Regions from separate parts of the Homo sapiens genome. Here region 2 is linked to region 1. Evidence: chromatin loops called from intact Hi-C (ENCODE). Cell type or tissue: mammary epithelial cell. All regions are shown on one strand. Links, peaks and the distances in the headings refer to the core of each region. The heading gives the core; the rest is flanking DNA. Region 1 overlaps CDKL3 (cyclin dependent kinase like 3). Region 2 has its middle 5.5 kb from the start of LINC01843.

Region 1 (5,382 bases), core at 267-5,266:
AAACCTGTCCAAAAGCAGATGACTAAGTACATTAGGGTACATTCATACAGTGGAATACTAAACATTACATTGTGGAAGAGTGTTCATTGATCTAGACAAGATTTTATCATCTGTTTTCAAATGAACAAAAATCTGGTAACACAGAAGGTTTCCCAGATGCTGGATGTGCAATACATTTTTTCCTTTGGGTTTTCCCAGTGTTTACAAAGCATATCATTTTCTAGGTAGATAAAGAAGTTATTAAGAAAATGAACTGAAGCAATTTGTTCAAAGTCAGAGTGCAGTGAATAGTATTAAAAATGAAAAGTTAAGTTTGTGGTTCTGGCCAGGCACAGTGGCTCTCACCTGTAATCCTAGCATTTTGGGAGACTGAGCTGGGAGGATTGCTTGATCCCAGGAATTTGAGATCAGCCTGGGCGACATAACGGACCCTGTCTGTACAAAAAATGAAATAAAATAAATTAGTCGTGTGTGGTGGCATGTGGCTGTGGTTTCAGACTCGGGGGCTAAGATGGGACTATGGCTTGAGCCCAAGAGGTTGAGGCTGCAGCCGTAATGGCGCCACTGTATTTCAGCCTGGACAACAAAGCAAGACTCTGTCTTAATAATAATAATAATAATAATAATAAGGCCAGATGCAGTGGCTCATGTTTGTAATCCCAGCATTTTGGGAGCCCAAGGCAGAAGGGTCACTTGAGCCCAGGAGTTTGAGATCAGCCTAGTCAACCTAACAAGACCCCATCTCTACGAAAAATTTAAAAATTAACCAGGCATGGTGGTATGTGCCTGTAGTCCCAGTTACTTAAGAGACTGAGGTGGGAAGATCACTTGAGCCCAGGGGGTTGACGCTGCAATGAGTCATGATCATGCCAATGCACTCAAAATAATAATAATAATAATAATATTATTATTATTATTATTATTGTGGTTCTCATGACCAAGACTATTATGCTCAGAATATTAAATATGCTAGAAATGTTTGCTTTATGAAACTTTTATTGGAGTTTGATCTGTTGATATGTTCAATAGTGTTCTATTCTAAATCTTCTTAATTATTAAATTAATTGTTATGTCTATCTTATACCATCCAAATGGCTAGCAATTCTAGGATTGTCATTCTACAAATAGTTAGACACATTTCTTCAACTAACTCTTGTTTGTTTGTTTAGAGCCAAATGGAGAAGGGTATATTTAATGAGCGAACAGGTCACAGTGACCAAATGGCAAATGAGAACAAAAGGAAGCTGAATTTTTCCAGATCTGACAGGAAAGAATTCCATTTTCCAGAATTGCCTGTCACAATACAGTCAAAAGATACAAAAGGAATGGAAGGTACACATTTGTTGCATAGCTTTACAATTATGATGATATCATTTATAAGATTTTTTCATAATATAACTTACATTTTATAGTGTGATTTAGGTAGAAAATAGTAAATTGGTGAGGAAAACATTTCAGCTGATGAGATTTTCTCCCCATTGTCAAATAAGGGGTATGATTTTAAGGAGATAATTTTAAAGAGGCTTAGGCGTGTAATCCCAGCATTTTGGGAGGCCAATGCAGGAGGATTGCTTGGGCCCAGGAGTTTGAGACAAGCCTGGGCAACATAGCAAAACCCTGTCTCTACAAAAAATAAAATAGCTTGGTGTGGTGGTGTGTGCCTGTAGTCCCAGCTACTCCAGAGGCTGAGGTAGGAGGATTGCTTGACCCAGGAAGTTGAGACTGCAGTGAGCCATGATCACGCCACTGTACTGCACTCCAGGATGACATAATGAGACCCTGTCTCTAAAAAAAAAAAATTTTTTTTTAATTAAAAAGAAAAATAAAGAGAGGTTAAGACAGCTTTAAAAGGTAAATTATTAAAATTTATTTATTTATTTATTTATTTAAGACAGAGTCTCACTCTGCTGCCCAGGCTGGAGTGCAGTGTTGCAATCTCAGCTCAGTGCAACCACCACCTCCCAGGTTCAAGTGATTCTCGTGCCTAGCCTCCTGAGTAGCTGGGACTACAGGTGCCCACCAACACGCCTGGCTAATTTTTGTATTTTTAGTAGAGACGGGGGGGGGGTTCCACCATTTTGGACAGGCTGATTTCGAACTCCTGACCTCAGGTGATCCACCTGTCTCAACCTCCCAAAGTGCTGGGATTACAGGCGTGAGCCATTGCAGCTGGCTGCAAAGGATAAATTTTTTATTAGCTCAATGTTGTTGAAATGTTAGAATAGTATTTGAGAAATTTGTTTAGTATATGACCTGGGGTAAATTGCCTTTCTATGTTTCTTCATGATCATTTACCCATATAGTAGCAGAAATTTTATATGTATTTTGAGCATCCAAGGATTAAATATATAAGATTTATAGGCTGGGCACAGTGGCTCACACCTGTAATCCCAGCACTTTGGGAAGCCAAGGTGGGCGGATCACCTGAGGTCAGGAATTTGAGACCACCCTGGCCAATATGGCAAAACCCCATCTCTATTAGCCAGGCATGGTGGCTCATGCCTGTAATCCCGGCTACTTGGGAGGCTGAGGCAGGAAAATCACTTGAAACCGGGAGGCGGAGGTTGCAGTGAGCCGAGATCGCGCCACTGCACTCCAGCCTGGGTGACAGAGTGAGACTCCATCTCAAAAAAAAAAAAAATTTATGAACTTAAGATTTATATCAGAATGAAACGCACTTTTGTCTTGAATAAATGTTATGTTTCTTTGAAGAACAGTGACACCTTGTGAAAAATTAATATAATAGCAAGAATATCATCCTTGTACAGTTCAAGAGGAATTATCTGATCCACTTAACAGTTACACTGAGAATAATAAAATAAAATAAAATAAAATAAATGTCTTATTTTAATACTTAGTAGACTATTTGTAAAGTTATAAAACAAATAATTTACCATATTTTACCATTACAACTCATAATTTATTTTGTTCCTTTGTAATAAACTGAGAAACTGACTTAGTGGATTTCTATTTGAAATTCTTGGAAAGGAAAGTAAAATTTCAAAGTAGGAATAACAAATTTTCATTGTTTTGTATATTTTTGCAAAAGTTAAACAGATAAAAATGCTGAAGAGGGAGTCAAAGAAAACAGAGTCATCTAAGATACCAACTTTACTTAACGTGGATCAAAATCAAGAAAAACAAGAGGTAACTCTTTTTGTATATAGCTTTTACTAAGGCATGTTGTTTAGAGGACTTGACTCAGTGTATAAATTTAGTTATTACTATTGGAAAGCTATATAAAAATTCAAAATTTTATAATCTTTGAACTAAAGAAACAGATCTATATTTTCCTAGAATAACCCATTAATAAAAGTTTCTAAAAGTTATTTTTTGGTGGGTAATGTTGAATGATTAGAATGCATGGCACCCAGGGAAAATATTATCTGTATTGTGTGTAGTGTCAGATATCAGGCAGGTAAGTCAGACTAGTGAAAATGAATAATGGTATAAATATATGGTTATATGGCCACAAGCATGTGTGTCTTTGCCTTTAAGCCTCTTCCTTCCTTCGTTTTCTCTCCAGTTTATTCCCTTATCTCTGCTGTCTGCCTGCTGTCCTATTTTCACAAATATTTGCTCTCAGCTAACTATCAGGTAATCTTGTTGAAATATTCCCAGTCCCTACCCACCAGAGAGATTCTCAAATTTTATTTGAAAATCTTGAAGCCTGTAATATCCAAATGAATGCTCTATAAAGACAGTCTTTTAAGAGAGAGAGATTGTGCTGAGCACCCACTGAATTAAATCATATCGATGGCCTCCTATTCTACACTTGTGAGGTCATCTCTGTATGTGATTTATCAACTTCTGTTTTTGTGTTTGTTTGTTTGTTTGTTTGTTTGTTTTTGAGACGGAGTGTCTCTCTGTTGCCCAGGCTGGAGTGCAGTGGCGCGATCTCGGCTCACTGCAACCTCTGCCTCCCGGGTTCAAGCAATTCTCCTGCCTCAGCCTCCCAAGTAGCTGGGACTACAGGCACACGCCACCACACCCAGCTATTTTTTTTAAAAAATATTTTTAGTAGAGACGGGGTTTCACTGTGTTAGCCAGGATGGTCTCGATCTCCTGACCTCGTGATCCACCCGCCTGGGCCTCCCAAAGTGCTGGGATTATAGGTGTGAGCCGCCGCATCTGGCCCAACTTCTGTTTTTTTAAAAAATAAAATTTATTACAGTTTTACTCATGATAAAATTAGTAAATACTTATTAAGAAAATTTGAAGAAATTAAAAATATTTTAAAAAATCTGAAACTCTGTAAGAAGGCATTTTAACAAGGCTACTTGATCTCTATAATATTTGGATAGAGGGTTATCAGACACTATTAGATGTATTCTCACTGTGACATTTAGGGCTATCTCTTTAGTCTTGGCCTAGAGCTTGTTAAGAACTCCACAGTCCACTTTGCAGAGAAGAAATGTTGTAGAACAAGAATGCCATTAGGCCGGGCACAGTGGCTCACACCTGTAATCCCAGCACTTTGGGAGGCTGAAGAGGGTGGATCACCTGAAGTCAGGAGTTCAAGACCAGCCTGGCCAATGTGGTGAAACCCCTTCTCTACTAAAAATACAAAAATTAGCTGGGTGTGGTGGCTCATGCCTGTAATCCCAGCTACTCGGGAGGCTGAGGCAGGAGAATTGCTTGAACCTGGGAGGCGGAGGTTGCGCAGTGAGCTGAGATCAAACCATTGCACTCCAGCCTAGACAACAAGAGTGAAACTCCGTTTAAAAAAAAAAAAATCCATTAATAGTCATCTTTCGGTTCATTATAAAAAGTAATAAGGTGGCTTTAAACTTTTAAATTTGGGTGACATACTCATGTCACAGCACGTTGCACAGCATACCATTTGCACATTTTTTCAATCATTGGGTGAGTTAGGGCTCCTGAGGTAGGCAGACTATTAATGTGCCTCATGTGTTTATCCCATTGTCCTGTGAGAGTCCCCAGGAACTAAAATTACTTTCTAGTCCAGGAAAAAAGGAACTCTGCAGGAAAAAAGACCCTTCTGTGATTTTTAGGATAAATAATAAATTAAGGAGGGAAAACATCTTCTTGTTCATATGATATAGAACTCCAGAAAAAATGAAGTCATCAGTGTTGATTATAGTTTATTTGTACTGCTTATTCAAATGCAGCTCTGACAAGTGACTGAAATTGCATAAAAGGCTAGTACAACTGGTTTTAATAAATGTCAGAATTAAGAACATTTCTTAAATTTTGAGCCTGTAGTTTATTTTAGAGCATGAAAGAATATGACATATTTTTAAAAACATAAGATAGGGAATTGCTAGTTATTTTTTCTATTCTTGGCTCTGTATTGACTTGGTTTTCGAATTATACAATCAGATCCAAGCACTTCTCAGGTTTACTTTATTTTTTATTATT
Region 2 (5,382 bases), core at 324-5,323, 210 kb before region 1:
GCCTCAGATCCAGATCTCCCTTCACTGGATTTAAGCCCATTTAGGAAGACAGGTCCTTAAGCATATGCAGGATGGTCAAGGTACAACAAGCCATCTGAGGATCCTGAAGGTTGAAATGGGCAAGAGAGTTTCTTGAGAAAGGCCTGGAGGTGGACCTGCATAGTGACGGTGATTCATATGAGATGGGGTTGGGGGTAGGGGAGAAGTGGAGGTGGGAAGATACAGGGGAAGTCAAAGTCAGACAGATGGATGGTGTCTGCCTGGTTTATAGCATGCAGTGGGGTATGGAGCATGATGCTAACCCCTGGGGGCTCCTTCTGAGGAGGGAACTGCCCTTTGTTCCAGAAACTACATTTGTGAGCTGCTTGAAGTGAAGGTGAGACCCTGCAGTTGCCTCACATTGGAAGGAGATGAGAGCGTGCAGCTCTAAATCCAGGAACCCTCCCCCACCCCCCGCTGTGAGACCCTCTGATGTGGGCACAAGGATGGCAGTTTAAGAATAGCCATTACAGCATTGTTTGTAACAGTGAAAATGTGGAAACAGACTGAATGTCCATTCACTGAAGGACTAACTAAATAATGCACAGTGCAAATAGAACAAAGCAGCCAGCTGGGCGTGGTGGCTCACGCCTGTAATCCCAGCATTTAGGAGGCTGAGGTGGATGGATCGCCTGCGCCCAGGAGTTTGAGACCAGCCTGGGCAACGTAATGAAACCCTGGCTCTATAAAAAAATACAAAAAATTAGGCCAGGGGCGGTGGCTCATGCCTGTAATCCCAGCACTTTGGGAGGCCGAGGTGGGCGGATCACCTGAGGTCAGGAGTTCAAGACCAGCCTGACCAACATGGTGAAACCCCGTCTCTACTAAAAATACAAAATTAGCTGGGCATGGTGGCACATGCCTGTAATCCCAGCTACTTGGGAGGCTGAGGCAGGAGAATTGCTTGAACCCGGGAGGCGGAGGTTGCAGTGAGCCAAGATTGCGCCATTGCACTCCAGCCTGGGCAAGAAGAGCGAAACCCCACCTCAAAAAAAAAACAAAAAAATTATCTGGGCGTGGTGGTGTGCACCTGCAGTCTTAGCTACTTGGGAGGCTGAAGTGGGAGGATTACTTGAGCCCAAGACTGCAGTGAGCCGTGACTGCACCACTACACTCTGGCTTGAGCAATAGAGTGAGACCCTGTCTCAAAAAAAAAAAAAAAAAAAAAAGAAAGAGAGAGAGAAAGAAAGAAAAGAAAAACGAACAAGATAGCCAAAGAAGTGGCATTGTGCAGTTTTGTATACCTGGTGTAAAAAGAACCTTAAGAAAAGTGTTGGCTGGGCGCGGTGGCTCACACCTGTAATTCCAGCACTTTGGGAGGCATAGGCAGGCGGATCACGAGGTCAGGAGATCGAGACCATCCTGGCTAACATGGTGAAACCCCGTTTCTACTAAAAACACGAAAAATTAGCCGGGCGTTGTGGCGGGCGCCTGTGGTCCCAGCTACTCGGGAGGCTGAGGCAGAAGAATGGTGTGAACCTGGGAGGCGAAGATTGCAGTGAGCCGAGATCGGGCCACTGCATTCCAGCCTGGGCGACAGAGCCAGACTCTGTCTCAAAAAAAAAAAAAAAAAAAAAAAGAGAAGTGTTAAGTGACAGACAACTTTCAGGGTAATATGTGCAGTATGATCCCACTCATAGTAAAAAAAAAAAAAAAAGCAAACAAAACAAACAAAAAAAAAACCCTACAAAATGAAAGTTTACATTTTTCTCTGAACACACACAGAGACACAAACATGTGCATTTTTGTACGGGAAAAAAAGGTCTGGAAATGTATGTACCGAATTCATGAATTTGCTTGTACTGGAGTATGTAGGGAGCAAGACTGGGAAGGGGGGAAGGGCAGGGGCAGGAGCTGTGGAGATGGAGGGGAGGAGTCGACCTTGGGGTTACTGGGGGAACCCAAGAAGCCCTCTGCATTTGGGCAGTGCTGGTTGCCCCGCAGGTGCTTGGAATCCACCCAGGGACAGAAACATCATTGGTGTGGCAAGGACACGCTTCTCCTGGTAGGAAGGGGCAAGAAACCTGCCCTCTAGGCTAGCCTCAGGGCTGCCCTCTGTGTGGCCTGGGGCCTGTTTGGCTCTCTCTGGGCCCCAGGATTAGGGTCTCTCTGGGCTGTTTCAGCTGGACCAGTCTCAGATCCTAAATGCATTCTAGAGCCTTCTCATGGACGTTGGGCTCCAGCAGGGGCACAGAAAAGCCTCACTAGGCCTTTGGCCTGCTGAGACTTGGGTGGGCAGCCTGGGGCTGGAAGCTGTGTGGGAAGAAAGTTTCTGAGCGGCATGGCCTCCAGGAGGTGCTCCCTCCTCCAGCAGGTGGAGTGCCCTTTCTTCCCAACAAATTCAATCTGAGAATACCTGGCCCAGCCTGGCTCCTGAGACAGCAGAGTGGGGACAATTCATTACCTGGTGGAGTCTAAACAGTTCATGAGAACTCACTGAGTTGGGGCTCTGGGCTGGCCTCAAGGGAAGCGGAGATTGCCTGAGGCCAGGGCTTGGGCTCTAGGCCTGCAGGGAAGCTGGTGCGAGCTGTGCTCAGGGACAGATCTGTGCTGCAGACGCAGTAGCTCTGAGCCAAGAACTGGGCCGGCTTCAGGCTACAGAGATGTGTTACATCAGGATGGGGGAGGGGCAGACACCAGATTCTAACAGGGTCAAGTATGTGGACAGATCAAGGCTTAGAGTGGGGTGAGAAGCAGCAAGGCCAGCTGGCCCTGAGATGCCTCACCCTAGTCAAAGCTTCATTAACGGTGTCCTGGCCTTGATCTGCCTCCCACTGCTGGGAGTGTCTCCAGTGTACAAGGTGGCTGCCTTGGGAGCCTCCTTCAGGCACTAGTGAGCAAGCTGTTCTTCCCTCAGGGCCTTGGGCACAGTGACTTGTGAGGCTGGGGTGGCCCTGGGTACTGTGATTGCTGGATATTCTAGGACCTGTGGCTCTGGCACACAGTGAGCTGTCTCCAAATATGCTGGACCTCCATCCCGTGTGCTAGGGAAGAGACTTGGACACAAATTGGCACTGGATGCCCATGTGAAGGAGACGCTTGGAAACAAGAAATTCTTGTTGAGTTGATCCCCAGCTAGGCCAGCTCTAGGCAGATTATCTACCTAACACAGCTCCTCTAGGAGAGTGCTACAGAAAAAAGAAACCTATGTTATCTGGCATCCGGGTTGGGCAGGAGAGGCAGATTCCTGGGGGGGCAAAGAGGCTGCCCTAGAGAGCGTCTACCACTGGACATCTAGCTCCCTTGCCTCCCTGATCCTCAACTGCCCTCGGAGCTCAAGGAAAGGCAAGCAGCTCCTAGGTGTCCAGTCCTCTGGCTGATCAGACTAGGAGGGCACACCTAAGGAGAAGCAGACACCATCTTTGCCCCAGAAGACCTCACAGCCCAGGTGGGGAGGTGAGATTCCTAGGCTGGAAACAAGATGAGGTAGGACATGACTCAGTGCTGAAGTATTTGCTTTGGCCCTTTGTGTGAGTGAGGGGCGGAGGAAGCCAGGAAGGAGCTGCTAGTGTGGGGGCAGAAGGAAGAGAGAAGGTGCATTTGTGTGTACCCATATGCGTGTGTGTGTGTGTGTGTGTGTGTGTGTATGTGTGGTGTGTCGTGTGTCTGCATGTGTCACATCTGAGGTCATATCTCTGGATTCCCCCCACCTTCTGTGCTATTTGCCCAGACAACCTAAAAATAATTTCCATTTAACTTTAGGATTCGTTATTTGATGCACTAGATGCTTGCCCAGCAGATATACTTTTCCACCCACACTTTATGTAAGATCAACATCAAGTTAAAATGAGTCTGCATTATTTATGCATATACAAGGAGGCTAGTAGGCAAAAGGCAGACTAGAGCAGCCTGGATTTCACTGGAAAGTTTATATAAAAATGGTCCCTGGACAGGGCCAGTGGCTCATGCCTATAATCCTAACACTTCGGGAGGCTAAGGGAGGAGGATTGCTTGAGTCTAGGTGTTTGAGACCAGCGTGGGCAACATAGTGAGACCTTGTCTCTTAAAAAATACAAAAATTAGCTGGGCATGGTGGCACTTGCTTGTAGTCCTAGATACTCTGGAGGCTGAGGTGGGAGGATTGCTTAAGCCTGGGAGATTGAGGCTGCAGTGAGCTGTGATCACACCACTGCCCTCCAGCCTGTGTGACAGAGCAAGAGCCCTATCTCAAAAAAAAAAAAAAAAGATTCCAAGGTGGATGACAAAATTGGACAGTGTGCCTGGATTGGTGATCACAGCATTGTTGGGGATAATGATAAAATGAAAAAGGACCCTCTATGGCTACTGGGAGTGTCAGCCCCTTATTTCACCCACACATGACATAGCAATGGGCACGTGGCCAGCACTCAGTGGATATTTACTGAACTCATATCTATCGATCTTTTCAATAGACATTGAGAAAAAATGTCCACATCTGTACAACATCTGCAAAGATGGAGGTAGATGATTGATAATTCATCATGGACAGAGGACAACTAAATGATAGATTGAGTTTAACGTTTAGTTTGTTAGACAGATGGCTAAGGGGTGATGCTGTTATCAGAGTAAAAGATCAAAGCCACTGAGGAATGATAGATTGATAAATAACTTATTGAAGCTTGATAAAGGGGTAGGAAGAGAAATAAATTGTGGTCAATAGATCCATGGTCAGGTTCAAATAAATAGGTAGATAGGTAAACAGAAATGTAGCGATAGAGCAAGAGAGACAGACAAGAGGGTGAGAGAGATACTGCGGTAGACACAATAATGCCCATCCCTAAAGATGTCTGCGCTGCACTCCCCAGAGCCTGTGAATACGTTCCCCGACATGGCAGAAGGCACTTTGCAGATATGATTAAATTAAGGGCCTTGAGAGGGAGGGATTATCCTGGATTGTCTAGTGGGCCCCGTCTAATCGCATGTCCTATCACTGACCTCTCTTTCACTGTGCTGCAGCCTCCCCTGTGCTCTTTTCAGTTCTTGATCATGCCAAGCTCGTTCCTGCCTCAGGGCCTTTGTACTCGCTGTTGTCTTTGTCTGCTCCTTTTCGTCACTCAAATCTCACTCAGTTCGCCTCCTTGCTTCTAGATTTTTGTCCTGAAACCTTGAGTACACTCTGTTCCTGGGGACTGGGTTGGGGTAATGGGATGTCCAAGCTCCTTGCCTATGCTGGCTGGCACTGTCCCCAGCCCCAAGTCCTGCCCAAGGTTGTGGAATGGAGCAGTGTGCATGAGTCATCAAGCCACAGACACAGTCCCCTTGTTGGAGGGACCTGAGCAATTACGTTGTGGCTAACTCCAAGGGCTAATGGCTCAATTGAAAGGGAAGGTTAGGAATTTCCCCAAGTTCCTCAGACTCATATGG

Evidence for each region. Hi-C counts contacts between places; a loop is a spot of excess contacts. Peaks named below come from ENCODE experiments on the same cell type or tissue, not always from the same donor. Only the 100,000 strongest peaks of a DNase experiment are listed, where the experiment ranks them.
Region 2: it touches region 1 in a loop (5-fold over the local background); 14 of 110 quality-filtered maps call a loop at or near these places.

The regions. Positions count from the first base shown.
Region 1 is chr5:134,300,355-134,305,736 of GRCh38, reverse strand. CDKL3 (cyclin dependent kinase like 3) reads left to right here. Exons shown (of 13, transcript NM_001113575.2): 11 at 1,170-1,332; 12 at 3,050-3,147. Among named protein-coding and RNA genes, the nearest start is that of CDKL3, 64 kb to the left of the region's middle. In mammary epithelial cell, for the core only: a CTCF peak has its summit at 2,726 (motif pointing left); no DNase peak of the experiment used is centred there.
Region 2 is chr5:134,509,364-134,514,745 of GRCh38, reverse strand. No RefSeq gene overlaps it. Among named protein-coding and RNA genes, the nearest start is that of LINC01843, 5.5 kb to the right of the region's middle. RefSeq lists an enhancer at 4,997-5,382. In mammary epithelial cell, for the core only: a CTCF peak has its summit at 2,346 (motif pointing right); DNase peaks (open chromatin) are centred at 3,555 and 5,245; H3K27ac peaks cover 1,542 bases.